Regions from separate parts of the Homo sapiens genome. Here region 2 is linked to region 1. Evidence: read pairs that join two places in POLR2A ChIA-PET (ENCODE). Cell type or tissue: PC-9. All regions are shown on one strand. Links, peaks and the distances in the headings refer to the core of each region. The heading gives the core; the rest is flanking DNA. Region 1 overlaps IMPA2 (inositol monophosphatase 2). Region 2 overlaps LOC101927511 (a long non-coding RNA gene).

Evidence for each region. Peaks named below come from ENCODE experiments on the same cell type or tissue, not always from the same donor. Only the 100,000 strongest peaks of a DNase experiment are listed, where the experiment ranks them.
Region 2: POLR2A ChIA-PET joins it to region 1 with 8 read pairs; 5 of 35 experiments call an interaction of 5 or more read pairs at or near these places.

What each region holds. Positions count from the first base shown.
Region 1 is chr18:12,013,601-12,017,992 of GRCh38, reverse strand. It overlaps IMPA2 (inositol monophosphatase 2), which reads right to left. Exons shown (of 8, transcript NM_014214.3): 5 at 3,620-3,728. Among named protein-coding and RNA genes, the nearest start is that of IMPA2, 34 kb to the right of the region's middle. In PC-9, for the core only: no CTCF peak of the experiment used is centred there; a DNase peak (open chromatin) is centred at 2,172; H3K27ac peaks cover 1,376 bases.
Region 2 is chr18:11,923,305-11,927,696 of GRCh38, reverse strand. The region is part of intron 2 of LOC101927511 (a long non-coding RNA gene); the gene reads left to right. Among named protein-coding and RNA genes, the nearest start is that of MPPE1, 17 kb to the right of the region's middle. In PC-9, for the core only: no CTCF peak of the experiment used is centred there; a DNase peak (open chromatin) is centred at 2,426.

The DNA of each region.
Region 1 (4,392 bases), core at 96-4,095:
TCCAGCCTGGGCAACAAGAGTGAAACTCCATCTCAGAAAAAAAAAAACAGAAAAAAAAAAACCCAGTATAACTCATTATCGACTCTATATTTTAAAAATATGGTCAGGTGCAGTGGCTCACAACTGTAACCCCAGCACTTTCGGAGGCCGAGGCAAAAGGCTCACTTGAGGTCAGCAGTTTGAGACCAGCCTGGCCAACATGGTGAAACCCCGTCTCTACTAAAAAATACAAAAAAATTAGCCAGATGTGGTGGCGCATGCCTGTAGTCCCAGCTACTCAGGAGGATGAGGCAGGAGAATTGCTTGAACCTAGGATGTGGAGGCTGCAGTGAGCCAAGACTGCACCACCGCACTCCAGCCTGGGTGACAGAGTGAGATCCTGTTTCAAAAAACAAAACAAAACAAATAAAAAATACGTACTTCCTAGCACAGTCCAGTGAAAAGGCAACAAAGACTGACCCAGGAACAGGAAGTCCCCCCAGAACGCAGACTATGACCTTAGGAGGCCACTTTCCATAAAAACGAGACAATTGGAAATTTGAACACTGATGGGATTATTTGCTGATTTTAGGGATGCATTTTGGGTAGAGAGTGATATTGATGATGTGATTGTATTTGTAAGAGAGCAGTCTGTTTTTGGAGACACGCTGAAGTACTGACTAGGAAGTGACCTGATGCCTGGGATTGGCTCCAGGCAGCTGGGGGTGGCGGGAGCTGGTGGACACACACGAAGCAGGCGTGCTGCCATGTGAGGGGTCATGGGGCATCATTTTGCTTTTTCTGTGTACTTTGTGTATGTCTGAAATTTGCATGGTAGAATTTGAAGAAGCAGCTAATAAAATTCTTGCCTTCTTCTAATCCTTTACCTCTATCCAGTGCTGTTTTTTAACTTGTGAGTTGAAGATATTCCAGCAAGGCATAATAGAAATAAGAAAGGGGAAGCCAAGGGAAGCAGAAAGAGAGAGGGAGAAAGAGAGAGAGATTAGTGGTGCTTGTTTTAATGACTGTGTCCTCCAGAAACAAGTCCTAATTTTAACAACGGGGCATGACTTGATTGGTTTTGTGCAAAGATTCAAGTTTCTTCTTTGATAATGGTTCTCATTTTAGGATACTGTGCCCCAGGCACTATGCTGGGTGCTTTATATGCGTAACTTATTTAATCCTCTCGGTTATTTTTATTATCATCAGCATCCCCGTTTTCAATATGAGGACTGAGATTCAGAGAGGTTAAGGAACTTGCTCGAGTTCTAGTCACCTTAGAAAGTGGCAGAATCGGCCAGGTGTGGTGGCTCACACCTGTAAGCCCAACACTCTGGGAGGCCGAGGCGGGTGGATCACTTGAGGTCAGGAGTTTGAGACCAGCCTGGCCAACATGGTGAAACCCCGTCTCTACTAAAAATACAAAATTAGTCAGGTGTGGTGGTGCGCACCTGTAATCCCAGCTGCTTGGGAGGCAGAAGAATCACTTGAACCCAGGAGGTGGAGGTTGCAGTGAGCCAAGATTGTGCCACTGCACTCCAGCCTGGGTGACAGAGCAAGACTCCATCTCAGAAAAAAAAAAAAAAAAGCGGCAGAATCAGGATCTGAAATTGGGTCTGCATGGTGCCAAGAGACCGTGCTGCTGAAGAGCATGCACTGTCACCTCCTGAAGTCCATCTACCCATAGGAAAGAAAACAACCATGGTAGAAAACACGTGGAACCGCCTGTCCTGAATGGGCCAGTTTAGGTTTTCACTGATTCTTTTTGGCCTTTCTCCCATATGGAGGAATTTGGTGATATTTTATAGCATTGTGAGACAGGTACTGTAGGGAACAGAAGAATACCAGACAAATGAGAGAAGCCTCAGACTAGCAGCAGCTATCTGCTATGCATTTTATCCATCAGAATTTTTCTAAAGTCACAAATGAGTTTCAGAACATGAGCACTTCATGTTTCCTTCATTCTACGAAATTACCAGGCCTACTGGGGGCCACATAAAGGGGCCCTGGACAAAGCCCTTGCCCTAGTGGAGTTGGTGCTTGAGCTAGCAGCCTGCAGGCTGGGAGGACGCAGAGTTGCAGCCTGACTGAGCTACACGGGCGGGCAGCCAGGATGCCAAGAGCATGTTAATAGAGTTCAGTGTTATAATCCAGTGAAATATAGAGCAAAGTTCACCCGAGCATGCTTAGTAGCATGCTTCCTCACCACCAGTTACACAATGAGGCTGGAGTGGGCACCTCCTGGCACGCACAGCTGTAATTAAAGCTACTTTTTTCACTGCCAAACAAAACACTTCTGGAGAGGGAAGGTGAGGCAGGGCCAGAGGCCATTCCAAGGCCTCTCTGGGATCAGAAGCTCTAACTGGTGAGTCCAACTGCTGGTTGCCCCTCAGAGGCCCCCATGACTTCTCCCTTCCCCTGCTCTGGGCTCTCCTGCAGCCACCTCCTCTCCTTTGCACAATCTTGCCCTTCGTGTCCCTCACACAGTGGCGGGCCCTCTCCTGACACCTCATCCATCCTGGCCCGCCACTTTCCTGGCCGCACGGGCTCACAGCAGCAGAGATGGGCCATGGCCATAGCTCCTCTCGCTGCCTCGAAGGCCATCTGGGCACACAGGCATCAGCCAGGGAGGAAAGAAGTAGGAATAAATAGAGACAATGAAGAAAGGTTGCCAGGAAAGGAATTTTTAAGAGAGGCTGGAAGTGGGTCAAGAGGGGAGGCGGCAGGGAGGCTGATGGGAGAGCAGAAGAAAGAGTGTAACTGGCAGGGAATGAGATGGGGGGCCCTGCATGATGTCCACGCCAGAGACACACAAGGCAGAAACAAGCAGCAGTGCACTTCCGCCTTTTCAAACCCAGACATGCAGGTATTATGGAGCTTGTAAAATCTCCCATGCAGCTGCTGCTAGTCTGAGGCTTCTCTCATTTGTCTGGCATTCTTCTGTTCCCTACAGTACCTGTCTCACAATGCAGTTAAAATATCACCAGATTCATCCATGTGGGAGAAAGGCCGAAAAGAATCAGTGAAAACCTAAACTGGCCCATTCAGGACAGGCGGTTCCAGGCAGTATGCAGGGAATGGGAACCCCTCTCTCAGAGCCACTGGATGACCCTGAGATTCTGGGCTAAGGAAATCACGGCAGGCCATAACTGCAGAGGGGCTAAGGTGCCTCTTCACATGACTCATTCCCCAGGATGGCTCTTCTCACAGAAGCTGAAGCCAGTTACTGTTGTGCACACTCAGGGGCCACAGACTGCACCTGGGCAGCAGTGCCTGGGCAAAATCGGGACCACCGAGGTGTGCCGGGTGCTCTGAGGGGAACAAGCACCTGGCCTCGGGCTGCTCACCCAATCCCACTACAACCAAATCGTGACTGCGACTGGAGTACTTTTAGCCTGAAAGATGAGGGATGTGAGCGCAAAGCAGAATGAGGTTATTTAAAGCTCCTGGCCACGTGAACAAAAACACTAACATACAGAACTGGCTCCATTTCCAGTTCATCAGGGACACGATGTCCCTAAAAAGAGATGACACCATCAGCAAGGGACCTCCACCACCGTCCCACATCATGGTGGCTTTGGCATTCTCCTTTCACACTTTTATTTCAGAAGTAAACTGAGACGAGCGTTGTGAAGCCCACCTGTCTCCCCGGAGACCCGGAGCCGCTGGCCATTGCAGAAGGCGCCCCGACCCCGCCGGCCCGTGTACAGCCGCTCCTCTGTGCAGTGGTAAATCACTCCGAATTCAAGCTGTGGGCGGCAGAGGCAGGACAGAAAACAAAGATGGTTCACTCGTTTGATGTGGGAAAAAACATTGTTATTCAAAGATGAAGGCTGCGCTAGGCGTTAGGATAACACATTACACTGTGACAGAAATTACCTTTCCAAAAGGAACTGAGAAAAAGCAGTGCCTGCATTTAAAATGAGACCTGGACATAAAAGCAAGCTTGCTTTTGCTAAATAAGTACAATTTTAAAATATATTCAGACAAACAAAACTTTAAAAATTAACATCATAATCAAGTATTAGTAACCAGAAGTTATTGAAAAAGCTTAATTTTTTAGAAAGGCCCCTTTTGTTGCTGAAAAAAAGAATGTTACTTGTGACTCTAACCAAACCCCACAAGAAATCCTCAAAATTGCTGATGTGTGAAGAATGGAGAATGCATCTGTAAAGCCAGCGGAATCTCAGAAGCCCAAGGACAGCCCCAGCGAGGAAGAGGCACCGCCGCAGACTGGGGACTGATCCGTGAGCAGGCAGTGCGCTGAACAGTGGCCCGACTGCCCCACATCAGGGAACAAAGCATCAGACCACAGCCTCCCAGGATGAAGCAGCAAAAGGAAGAGGTCAGCGTGGAAAAGGACGGCAGCCCACGGCCGCGTGCCTCTGTGATCTTTCCTCTACCGACTTTTCA
Region 2 (4,392 bases), core at 105-4,104, 90 kb after region 1:
GCTGCCAGAAAGACCAAGCTTGATTAGAAGATCAGCATTTCCTGCACCCCCTCCCCCAACCTCCAGGGAAGGGAGAGTGGCTGGAGATTGAGCTGATCACCAGTGGCCACAGTCAAACCTATGGACTGAAGCCTCCATAGAAGCCCCTAAATGATGGGGTTCAGGGAGCTTCCAAGTTGGCAAACACATCCTCATCCCAGAGGGTGGTGCACCCCATCTTGACTGAGACAGTGGCTTCTGCACTCGGGACTTACCTTGTCCTGGGTACTTCTTCATCTGGTTGTTCATTTGTACTCTATAATAAACGGTAAGAGTAAGCACAGCTTTTCCTGAGTTCTGTGAGTCATTCTAGCAAATTATTTAACCTTGGGGTAATGAGGTAGTTGAAACCTCTTTGTAGGAACTTTCCTTTGTAGGTCAATCAGCAGAAGTTAGGCTAACCTGGGAACCCAGTCCTTTCTTTGGTGTCTAAGGACAGTCTTGTGTGACTGTGGAGTCACACAATAACTCCAGGTAGTGTCAGAAAGGAATTGAATTGTAGGACACCAAGCTGGCATCAGAGAGTTGGAGAAGTGGTGTTGGAAAAGACACGGTTGATGTCAAGAGGAAGAAAAAACCCTCAGTTGTTTTTTTTTTCTTTTTGAGATGGAGTTTCACTCTTGTTTCCCAGGCTGGAGTGCAATGGCACGATTTCAGCTCTCTGCAACCTCTGTCCCCCAAGTTCAAGCAATTCTCCTGCCTCAGCCTCCCGAGTAGCTGGGATTACAGGTGCCCACCACCACGCCTGGCTAATTTTTTGTATTTTTAGTAGAGATGGGGTTACACCATGTTGGCCAGGCTGGTCTCAAACTCCAGACCTCAGGTGATCCACCCGCCTTGGCCTCCCAAAGTGCTGGGATTACAGGCGTGAGCCACCATGCCCAGCCAAAAAAAACCCTCAGTTGCTAATTAGCTGATCTTAAAAGTGGGACATGATCCAGATGGACACAGTGTAATCACATAAATCCTTAAACGTGGAAGAGGGAGGCAGAAGAGGATATCAGAGTGGTGCCATCTGGAAAGAACTCAACCACTGTTGCTGTGTTCGAACATGAAGGAAGGGACCAAGAACCAAGGAATGTGGGCAGCCTCTAGATGCTGAGAAAGGTGAGGAAATGGAGTCTCTCCTAGGGCTTCCAGAAAGAACACGGTCCTGTCGACCTCTTTATTTTAGTCCAGTAAGACCTGTGTTGGGCTTCCAATCTTCAGCATTAATAAATTTGTGCTTTTTCAATAATAAATTGGTGCTTTTTCAAACGACTATGTTTATTTTGTATTATTATCATTTTTTGAGACAGGGTCTCACTCTGTTGTGCAGGCTAGAGTGCGGCAGCACGATCATAGCTCACTCCAGCCTCCACCCGCTGGGCTAAAACCATCCTCCTGCCTCAGCCTGCCGGGGCCATCATGCCCTGCCCAAAGCTACTGTGTTTACCAATAGTTTCTTAGAGCAGCAATAGGGAACGAATACAGGTTCAGATTCAATTTACATCTTTTTCTTTGTGGTGGGGGAGATGGTGACAGGGCAGGAGGATCGCCGTCTTGGACAAGCACTGTCCTTCTAAAGTCCCCCTTGATCAAAAACCACCTAAATCCAAAGGGCATCAGCCTAATGGCTAAGGTCAGCATGGCCATAAACCACAAATGACAACTCTGGCCAGAAACATTCCAACCACAAGATAAACACCTCCCCGACCAGAGACATGCCATCCCCGAGATAACCTCCCCACAGGCCAGAGAGATGTCAGCCTCAAGATAACCTCCCGTCCAACTAGAGACGTTCCAACCCCAAAATAAACTTCTCCCTCATGCAGAAACATTCTGAGCCTGTGATAAGCTCCCTCACCCTAAAACCAATAAATACTCTTAGTCTATAAGAGAAAGCGCTCCTGACCAAAAATGGCCAGAAGCCCCTCTCAAGTTTATTTTCCAAAATAAACCTGTCTTTGACTGTTGAGCTGCTTTTCATGTTTCTTTCCTCTTTAATTCTTACAGATGGAGTCTCGCTCTGTTGCCCCGTCTGGAGTGCAGTGGCGTGATCTCAGCTCATGGCAACTTCCACCTCCCGGGTTCAAGTGATTCTCCTGCCTCAGCCTCCCAAGTAGCTGGGATTACAGGCGTGTGCCACCATGCCTGGCTAATTTTTGTATTTTTAGTAGAGACAAGGTTTCGCCATGTTGGTCAGGCTGGTCTCGAACTCCTGCCCTCAAGTGATCCACCCGCCTCACCTCCCAAAGTGCTGGGATTACAGGAGTGAGCCACTGCCCCCAGCCACCATTTACATCTTGATCTTATTCATGTTTCATTTATAGTCATGCATTGCTTAACCATGGGGATAAGTTCTGGGAAGTGCCTCATTAGGCAAACATCACAGAGTGTACTTACACAACCTAGATGGTACAGCTGACTATACACCCAGGCTATACGATATAGCCTATTACTCCTCGGCTACAAACCTGCCCAGCACGTGGCTGTCCTGAATACTGCAGGCTGTTGAAACACAATGGTCAGTACTTGTGTATCTAAACAGAAAAGGTTCAATAAAAATACAGTATAAAAGAGAAGCCGGGCTCGGTGGCTCACAACTGTAATCCCAGCACTTTGGGAGGCTGAGGTGGGTGGATCACCTGAGGTTGGGAGTTCAAGACCAGCCTGACCAACATGGAGAAACCCCGTCTCTACTAAAAATACAAAATTAGCTGGGTGTGGTGGCACATGCCTGTAATCCCAGCTATTCAGGAGGCTGAGGCAGGAGAATCGCTTGAACCCGGGAGGCGGAGGTTGCGGTGAGCGAGATTGCGCCATTGCACTCCGGCCTGGGCAACAAGAGCAAAACTCTGTCTCAAAAATAAATAAATAAATAAATAAAGGAGAAAATATGCTACCCCCTGTATAGGCATTTACCATAAATGGAGCTTGCAGGACTGGAAGTTGCTCTTGAGTCAGTGAGTGAGTGGTGGGTGAAGGTGAAGGCCTAGAACATCACTATACACTACTGTAGACTTTATAAACACTGTACACTTAAGCTATACTAAATTTCCTAAGTCTTTTAAAAGAATAAATTAAACTTAGCTTACAATAACTTTAACTTAGAAGACTTTTTAATTTTTAAAAGCTTTTTGAGTAATTTGTAATAACACAGCTTAAACCACAAACACATTGTACAGCTGAACCAAACATATCTTTTTCTTTCTCTTTCTTTCTTTCTTTCTTTCCTTCTTTCTTTCTTTCTTTCTTTTTTTTTTTTTTGAGACAGTCTTGTTTTATTCCCCAGGCTAGAGTGCATTGGTGTGATCATAGCTCATGACAACCTCAAAATCCCGGGCTCAGGTGATCCTCCTGCCTCAGTCTCCAGAGTAGCTGGGACTACAGGTATATAACATCATGCCTGGCTAATCAAAAATATTTTCTTTCTTGGCCAGGCGTGGTGGCTCAAGCCTGTAATCCCAGCACTTTGGGAGGCCTAGGCGGGCAGATCACAAGGTTGGGAGATCGAGAGCATCCTGGCTAACACGGTGAAACCCCGTCTCTACTAAAAATACAAAAAAAAACAAAACAAAACAATTAGCTGGGCGTGGTGGCGGGTACTTGTGGTCCCAGCTACTCGGGAGGCTGAGGCAGGAGAATGGCACAAACTCAGGAGGTGGAGCTTGTAGTGAGTGGAGATTGCGCCACTGCACTCCAGCCTGGGTGACTGAGCAAGACTCTGTCTCAAAAAATAAATAAATAAATAAATAAATAAATAAATAAATAAATATATATATATATATATATATAACTTCTTTATATTCTTATTCTATAAGCTTTTTTTTCTATTTAAATTTTTTTTTCTTTTTACCTTTCAGATGTTTTATTTAAAAATAAGACACAAACATCTACCTTAGCCTAGGCCTACACAGGCTCAGGATCATCAATATCACTGATTTTCATCTCCACATCTTGTCTCACTATAGGGTCTTCAGGGACAGTAACACACATGGAGCTGTCACCTCCTGTGACAACAAGATAACAATGCTTTCTGAAGCACCTCCTGCAGGAACCTGTCTGAGGCTGTTCACTTTTGTTTATAAGCAGAATGAGTATATACTCTAATGTAATGATAAGGAAAATAGCATGGTAAATACATAAACCAGCGAAAGTCATTCGCTGTCATTATCAAGTATGATGTACCGCACATAATTGCATGTACTGGACTTTTACATGACTGGCCGTGAAGCAGGTGTGTTTATACCAGCACCGCCACAAACACATGAGCAATGCGTTGCTATACAACTTTACTATGGCACTGACATCACTAGACAATAGGGATTTTTCATTTCCATTATAATCTTATGGGACTGCTTGTTTGTATGT